Regions from separate parts of the Homo sapiens genome. Here region 1 is linked to region 2. A link is an interaction called in ENCODE POLR2A ChIA-PET data of the cell type or tissue named here. Cell type or tissue: OCI-LY7. All regions are shown on one strand. Each heading gives the region's core, and the rest is flanking DNA. Links, peaks and the distances in the headings are about the cores only.

Region 1 (4,398 bases), core at 133-4,132, 130 kb before region 2:
CCAGCTACTTGGGAGGCTGAGGCAGGAGAATCACTTGAACCCGGGAGGCAGAGGTTGCAGTGAGCTGAGATCGTGCCACTGCACTCCAGCCTGTTAACAGTCTTTAAAAAAAAAAAATGAAATTTGCTAGATGCAGTGGCACAAACCTGTAGTCCCAGCTACTCCTGAGTTGGCAAGATCACCTGAGCCTAGGAGTTGGAGGCTGCAGTGGGTTATGGTTACACGTGTGAATTGCCACTGCACTCTAGCCTGGGCAACATAGTGAGATGCTGTCTTTTTTTTTTTTTTTTTAAGTGAAATTCTTGTTACTGTCAATCTTTCCTTCAAATTGTTTCTGAAGGCTTTGTGCACCCACATTACTTGCAAGAAATATTTTCGTATGTTTTCTGCTAGGAATAAGAGACTGCCTATAACAAGTAAAATTCCTTTAGCTGATGGGTGTACTTTTTGAATTATTTGGAATATGATCCTTCTGTTAAATATTAGGCCAGGCCAGGCACAGTGGCTCACGCCTGTAATCCTGGCACTTTGGGAGGCCAAGGTGGGTGGATCACCTGAGGTCAGGAGTTCAAGACCAGCCTGGCCAACAGGGTGAAACACCGTCTCTACTAAAAATACTAAAATAAGCCAGGCATGGTAGTGCAAGCCTGTAATCCCAGCTACTTGGGAGGCTGAAGCAAGAGAATCGTTTGAACCCGGGAGGTGGAGGTTGCAGTGAGCCAAGATGGCACCACTGCACTCCAGCCTGCGCAATGGCAGTGAGACTCCATCTCAAAAAAAAAAAAAAAAAAAAAAAGGCCAAAAATTTCCTCTATCTGCAATGAGTCACATTTAATGTTTGTTAGCTGCACATTTTCTTAACATCCCATTGCCCACATTTGATCCCTTAACATTTGCCTTCAATGGAAATGATGATCATCAAACAGTAATATTAGTTTACATGTTTAAAGCATTTTCACTAAAAGTTCTGTTCTCTGGTTTGAGCTTAGTCAGGAGTCAAGCTACTGGTAATAACTCAACTGGTAAAAATAATTCAGAGGGCATAATGGAAAAAAAAACCATATTTAACTTGTTTTGTACCTTGTATATTTAGTTTGAAATTTTTAATGAGGATTTCCTCCCACTTAACTGGGCACAGTACTCCCAAAGGACTTTGTATTTGCTTATCAACTACACAAGTTCCACATTTCCAAATACAAGAAAATAATTTGAACGTTTCCACATGGAGATAAATAGGTGATGGATATCCCAATTACCCTGATTTGATTGGTACACATTGTATGAATGTGTCAATTATCACATGTACCCTGAAAATCTGTACCTCTATTATGAATTAATTTTTTAAAACTACAGAAGTTACTTAAAAGCAGTCGGTATCACTATCTTTGTTAATTCCCTGGCAAATACATCAGGTTTTAGGATAAAAAATAAATCTTCAAGATTTAGATTCTTAGGAGTATGATTTGTAAAGAAGTTCCGGAAGACAGATGTTGTATGACAAAGGAGAGGATTTTTTATTAAGGTAAAATTTGCATACAGTAAGAAGTACAGATCTTAAGTTTACAATGAGTTTGTCAAGTGTATACAACTGTGTAAACACCCCATCAACATGCAGAACACATCACCCCAGAAAGCTCTCCTGCTACTTTCCAACCAATCCCCTCTTGCCAAGGCATTCACTGTTTTGCCATCTATTATAACAGTTTTGTCTGTTTTTGAACTCTGCATAAATGGAATCACATAGCTTGAACTCAACTTTGTCATCTTTGGCACATTACGTTTCAGAGATTATGTTGTGTGTATCAGCAGCTCATTTTTTTTTTTTTTTTTTGCTAATACTCCATTTTATGAATATTCTCTAATTCAAATGATCTATCCTTGAAGGGAGATTTGATTTTGCTTTCCAATTAGCATTCTTTGACAGGTTAGTTGCAAATGCAAATACCTTTCTTCTGAATTTCTCTAATGCAAGGAAGTAAAACCAGAGAGAAAAGTCTCACCTCTTCTTCATCTACTTTTATAAAACTTAACAAGGATAAACAGATAATGTAGTGATCCTAATAGGTAGTGAAATAACATGAGCTCCCTTATCTCCCTTTCCAATCTTAAAGAGGGTCTTCCCTGTATTGCCTGTGAGGTACCATTTCTTTCCTTTCCTTTCCAGTCTCGCTCTGTCGCCTAGGCTGGAGTGCAGTGGTGGGATCTTGGCTCACTGCAACCTCCACCTCCCAGGTTCAAACAATTCTCTTGCCTCAGCCTCCCGAGTAGCTGGGATGACAGGCATGTGCCACCATGCCCAGCTAATTTTTGTATTTTTTTTTAGTAGAGACAGGGTTTTGCCATGTTGGCCAGGCTGGTCTCTAACTCCTGACCTCAGGTGATCCACCGGCCTTGGCCTCAAAAGTGCTGTGATTACAGGCATGAGCCACTGCGCCTGGCCTGAGGTGCCATTTCTAAATGATGTGCCAATTCTAAAACTGGATTGTCCCTGTGACTTTCATGTTGCTAGGGCTAACTTGCAGAACTAACCTGACTTGCACCTCTACTAAATAACTGTTTTAAACTTCAGGGCTAAGTCCTTTTCTTTTTCTTTTTTGGTAGATTTATTCAATTCTGTGCATGAATAACTCCTCTAAGTCCTTTTCTTTTTCTTTTTTGGTAGATTTATTCAATTCTGTGCATGAATAACTTCTCTAAGTCCTTTTATAGATCCCTGATTGATGACGTAGCATAATACTTTATAGCATAGTAGCTATTTAAAACTTTCCTGCCAGGCACGGTGGCTCACCCCTGTAATCACAGCACTTTGGGAGGCCGAGGCAGGTGGATCGCCTGAGGTTGGGAGTTCTAGACCAGCCTGGTCAGCAAAGTGAAACTCCGTCTCTACTAAAAATACAAAAATTAGCCAGGCATGGTGGCACTTGCCTGTAATCCCAGCTACTCGGAGGCTGAGGTAGGAGAATTGCTTGACCCCAGGAGGCAGAGGTTGCAGTGAGCTGAGATCGCGCCACTGCACTCCAGCCTGGGCAACAGAGAGAGGCTCCATCTCAAAAAAAAAAAAAAAAAACTTTCCTAGTTTGAACAAAGATGCACTTTGAGTTGTCATAACATTTACCAGTTATATACTGGTACTGGTTAAAAGAACACAGTCCTGCAAGTTGTCAGCTGGTTCGCGTCAATGATAAAAAGAGACTAATGGCATCCCTTTCAGCAAAGGGCAGGAGAAGAGAACTAACCTTGTGCTATTTAACCTATTTTTTTTAAATGTAGAAATCACTTCTAAGAGTGGCCTTAATATTCCATTCCTGGCCGGGCGCGGTGGCTCACGCCTGTAATCCCAGCACTTTGGGAGGCCGAGGCGGGTGGATCACAAGGTGAGGAGATCGAGACCATCCTGGCTAACACGGTGAAACCCCGTCTCTACTAAATATACGAAAAAAAAAAAATTAGCCGAGCATAGTGGCGGGCACCTGTATTCCCAGCTACTTGGGAGGTTGAGGCAGGAGAATGGCGTGAACCCAGCAGGCAGAGCTTGCAGTGAGCCGAGACTGCGCCACTGCGCTCCAGCCTGGGCGACAGAGTGAGACTCCGTCTCAAAAAAAAAAAAAAAAAGCCTGTTTGTTAATCATGTATTAAGTGGGGTTGGTGTACACTATGATACCTAGCAGCAAAATGGTGTACTTGTGATACCCACATAGATTGTATGAGGACAAAGAGTTAAAAATAAACAGCAAACCTAAGTTAATAAAGTCAGGTTTTCTACAGAAAACCTCTTTACATTTCTTTCTCTGGCAATATCATATTTCTCTTGTTTCTCTTCCCCAGCCTTCCACCCCCTCGCCCCCAAATCAGAATCAAATATCAGTTTCTTTACTGATTGGCTATTTCTTCCCTGCTTGAATGCAGTTAAGCTCTTTTGGCCCCTAAGATGAACAATTTCATTTTCCAATCCATTTAATAATGATTGTATTATTTTCAGCAAAGGGAAGAAGAGAACTAACCTTGTGCTATCATGAACATGACAGACACTGTGAAGATAGATTCTCTTAAATCCGAGGGAACCAGCTTCATTTAACAGATGAAGACATTGAGGCTTGGGAGATTAAGCCACCTTGCCCAAGGCTAAACAATTAGTAAATCATGGAGTTGGGATTCAGACTGATCTTTCTGACCCAAAACACCATGTCCTTTGTACCTTCCTTAAAATGTCACATTCTACATTTGGGCAATATTGTTTTACCTTTGATTCAATTATGTTTAGGTTAATATTACTTAGCAGATTTCAGTACCAAGAATATGCTGAGTATTAAATTGCTTTCAGATAATCCAGACATCACCAATTGACTATGTGGCGTTTCTTTTGTTAGTTGGCCATGTGTTACCACTGATTTAATAGTG
Region 2 (4,398 bases), core at 120-4,119:
AAGCTGCCTCGAATGGTCTTTGCAAGGAAGTGATGTAGGGTGTGAATTTCATAGGAAAATTGGGGTTTCAACAGGCCTTTTTTCTATGTTGCCCCGGCTGGAGTGCAGTGGCTATTCACAGGTGCAATTATGGCATGCTGCAGCCTCAAACTGCTGGGCTCAAGTAATTCTCCTGCCTTAGCCTCCTGAGTATAGTAGCTGGGACTATAGGCACATGCTACTGGCTCAGCAACAACAGGCCTTCTTATTTGCAACCAACTCGAGTTTTTTGTACCCGAGACATACCCCTCATAGCTGCAGGAAATCTTTGCTCTATGTATAGTTTCTCTAAAGCGTGAAGCAGATTGATGAGTTAAATAGAAACTCACCAGTGTTTCTGATGGAGTAGAGGCGAGCGTTTCTTCTCCCTGGCCAATATTTGATTTTTGATTGGCCTTGTACTTTATCTGGCTCATTTAGGAATGCTTCTGAATATGCAGAGCAAAATTACTGAGTTGCTCTTTATCCTTTCGTTGACTGTCAGACCTACATTTTTCCTCAGATTGCATTATTTGATGCTTACATTGCATTTTTTTTTTCTTTTGAGATGGAGTTTTGCTCTTTTTTCCCAGGCTGGAGTGCAATGGCGTGATCTTGGCTCACTGCAAACTCCGCCTCCCGTGTTCAAGCGATTCTCCTGCCTCAGCCTCCCAAGTGGCTGGGATTACAGGTGTGCACCACCATGCCCAGCTAATTTTGTATTTTTAGTAGAAATGGGGTTTCCCGGTGTTGGTCAGGCTGGTCTTAAACTCCTGACCTCATGTGATCCACCCGCCTCTGTCTCCCAAAGTGCTGGGATTACAGGCGTGAGCCACGACTCTTGGCCATGTGCAGTTTGAATGGTAGAAAAGTAATTTCTCCAAAGAGCAGAATTTTGGATCTCTTGAAAACGTGTCTTTTTTTTTTTTTTCCTGTAGTGCCCTCCCCACCTCTTAGGTGGCTATCTTCTTGTCATTCAGGTCTCAGAGCTTAAATTATAGCACCTCCCAAGCCACCACTCCATCAGAGGAGCTACCATGCCCTTCTGTACATCACCTTGTTAAATTTTTCACATAGTGAGCATTTAGTATATTTTTATTGTTTACACATTTGATGTTTTTCCTGTCTTCCTCCCCTAGAAAGTGGTCTCCTCGACAACACGCAGTGCTAGCTGCCGCAGCCTTAGTGCTTGTGCCCAAAGCACAGTCACAGCTGCTCAGTAAAGAATTTTTGAATAATTGTGTAAGTGATTTTTTCAGGTTATGAAGGCATTCTGCATAGACTGAAAGCTCTCTGATTGAAGGTTAAAATATTAGTTTGAGTGAATAAATAGGTGACTTGCTCCGTTGGATACTTCTGCCTGTTCTGGAATTTCATATAAATGCAGTCATAGTGCATGTACTCTTTAGCACTTTTTTCACTCAGCATAATCATTTTGAGACTCATCCAAGTTATAGTACATATGAATAGGTTTTGCTTTTCGTTTTTATTGTGGAGTAACATTTAAGTAAATGGGTAAGAATATACCCCAGTTTATCATTTTACCTCATGAGTCATGCCAGATTTCTTATGCTCACTATTTACATAGTTTTTCTTTTCCCATCCTTATGCCTTTATCCTGTGTCTTTATATTTAAGATATATCTCGTTTAGATAGTGCATAATTGGGTCTTGCTTTATCCTGTCTGGCAGTCTGCTCCTCCTAATTAGGTTGCTTCCTTTTTTTTTTTTTTTTTTTTTTTGAGAGACGTAGTCTCGCTCTGTTGCCGAGGCTGAGTGCAATGGCATGATCTTGGCTCACTGCAACCTACACAATTCTCCTGCCTCAGCCTCCCGAGTAGCTGAGACTACAGGTATGTGCCACCACGCCCGGCTAATTTTTTGTATTTTTTTCAGTAGAGATGGGGTTTCACCATGTTAGCTAGGATGGTCTTGATCTCCTGACCTCGTGGTCTGCCTGCCTCGGCTTCCCACAGTGCTGGAATTACAGGCATGAGCCACCGCGCCCGGCCTCTCCTTTTATATTTAACGTAATTGTTGAGGTAGTTGGGTTTAAGTCTACCTTCGTGCTCCTTGTTTTCCATTTGTACCGTCTGGCTTTTGTTCTTTTCTTGTTCCTTTACTTACTTTCTTTCTTTTTTTTTTTTTTAGATGGAGTTTTGTTCTAGTCACCTAGGCTGGAGTGCAATGGTGCAATCTCGGCTCACTGCAACCTCCGCCTCCCGGGTTCAAGCGATTCTTGTGTCTCAGCTTCCCGAGAAGCTGGGATTACAGGCGCCCATCACCACGCCCAGCTACTTTTTCATTTTCAGTAGAGACAGGGTTTCACCATGTTGGCCAGGCTGGTCTTGAACTCCTGACCTCAGGAGATTTGCCTGCCTCGGCCTCCCAAAGTGCTGGAATTACAGGCTGAGTCACCACGCCTGGTCTCCTTTACTTTCTTTGGGGTTAATCTCATCGCGTTTTAGGTTTCCATGTTTATGTTCTCTATTTATCTCGTTTAGATAGTGCATAATTGGGTCTCATTTGTTTCTTAGCAAAGCTGCCCTAATGGTTTGTGGTATGTGAGTGTAGATGCATGGACAGCTCAGGGTGTTTACTAGGGCCCTTCTACTTGGTGGGATGCAGCCTGGGCCTAGATCTTTAGGTCTTGATGGGGAAAGTTACTTCTGACCACTTGTTTGTTCAGCGTTCTTTTCTTTTTCCTCCTGATCTGTTTCTTGTGGGAAGCTCAAGTGTTCAAAAAGCCCATTTTCCAGTTAAATAGGCTGTTGCTTTGTTACTTATCTTCATTAGTCTTAGGATTATGATATATATCTGGAGGAATGTATATTATTGTTTAATTGTTACTGTTACCTGAATGCCCTGGATAAGTACAAGCCAACTCCAGCTAATAAGCTTAATGTTTTCTCAAAGTTGAGTTGATTGTAAGCATCTCCCGTGGAAATCTTGTTAATGGTAGTTTACATGCTCCCTCACCGTAATTCTGAGCTTGCATGCTGGTGGCTCTAAAGCCCTGGAGATAAGTGGCTTTTGTGGAGAGCCAGGCTGCAGAAAAAGGAGGATGAAGTCTTTGGGATGTGGGGAGCAGGAATATGGATTATTCAGAGACATCCTTCTCTGCTCTCCACTGCCCTTCCAGCCTACACCTAGGGGACAGAATCTCAGAGAATTGTTTCCAACGTATTATTCATGTCTTGCATTTGCTCAGCCAGATGTTGCCTTTCTAGGGCAGTGATTTTGGGACTCCATTTTCTTATTCAAAAGAGGATTTTCCTTTTAAGCTTCATTCTACTTCCACAGAGCTATTTTTAGAAGAAGATAAACTAAGCAATCTTTTCTGTGTTTGCTCTTTTTTAGTCGAGCAAAAGATGTGATAATACCAGCAAAGCCACCTGTCAGCTTTTTCTCCTTGAGGTCTCCAGTCCTTGACCTCTTCCAGGGGCAGCTGGATTATGCAGAGTACGTTCGACGGGATTCAGAGGTGGTACTGCTCTTCTTCTATGCCCCTTGGTGTGGACAGTCCATCGCTGCCAGGGCAGAAATTGAGCAAGCAGCAAGTCGGCTTTCAGATCAGGTAATGCTCACATTCAGCTTAAGAATCAAATGACTGTCAGTCCTATATGTAGGGCAGGATGTCCCCACAGAGACACCTTGCCCAACGGGCAGACTTTGCCAAGGTGAACTCCAGGAGTCGTTTCTAAGTTACAGAGCTTTCTATAAAGCAACAGAAAGGATTTCCAATTGTGGCGATTGTACTCCAAGGCAAGTGTGGGAGCAGATTCTGAATCTCATAACACAAGCCAATGCTTATCCTGGGGTGCCATACTGTTTGGTTTCAGCATTGAAAAAGGTAGAGGGACTGAAAATCCTAGTTCTTGCATATCCATTTGATACTTGCTAGTTAGGTATTTTAGGTAAGAAAATGTATGTATGATATGACTGCATTGTAACAAGGCCGACCTTTTTAATATATGGACCAGAACTATATTCAGCAGATAAGGAATGCCACCTTTGGGCTAGGTAAGAAAGATATATAGGCAAATAAGTCACCTGTTATGGCAGTGGTTTTCAGCCCAGTGGACCCCAGTTGTGCTTTAGAAAATAAGTATTTTATGATGTCCCTTTTTCTTCCTAAAAAGGAATTCATAGATGATAAAGTTTTCCTATACATGTAATTTCAAAATAATCTAATGCACGGATTGTAACATAGAGGTGAGGGGGGAAGAAAGTAATTTGTAACTAAATGATATATATTTTAGTATGTAAGTGCACAGTCAGAACAGGTCCATATACCTTTATGTAGAATCACTGAATGGGATAGTTACAAACGTAGACTGATAAAGGTGATATGTTGGTGACTTACCTGCCACATGGACAT

What was found. Peaks named below come from ENCODE experiments on the same cell type or tissue, not always from the same donor. Only the 100,000 strongest peaks of a DNase experiment are listed, where the experiment ranks them.
Region 1: POLR2A ChIA-PET joins it to region 2 with 5 read pairs; 12 of 35 experiments call an interaction of 5 or more read pairs at or near these places.

What each region holds. Positions count from the first base shown.
Region 1 is chr16:11,862,597-11,866,994 of GRCh38, reverse strand. No RefSeq gene overlaps it. Among named protein-coding and RNA genes, the nearest start is that of RSL1D1, 13 kb to the right of the region's middle. In OCI-LY7, for the core only: no CTCF peak of the experiment used is centred there; no DNase peak of the experiment used is centred there.
Region 2 is chr16:11,735,213-11,739,610 of GRCh38, reverse strand. TXNDC11 (thioredoxin domain containing 11) reads left to right here. Exons shown (of 12, transcript NM_015914.7): 2 at 3,378-3,594. Among named protein-coding and RNA genes, the nearest start is that of TXNDC11, 5.4 kb to the left of the region's middle. In OCI-LY7, for the core only: no CTCF peak of the experiment used is centred there; no DNase peak of the experiment used is centred there; H3K4me3 peaks cover 305 bases; H3K27ac peaks cover 1,653 bases.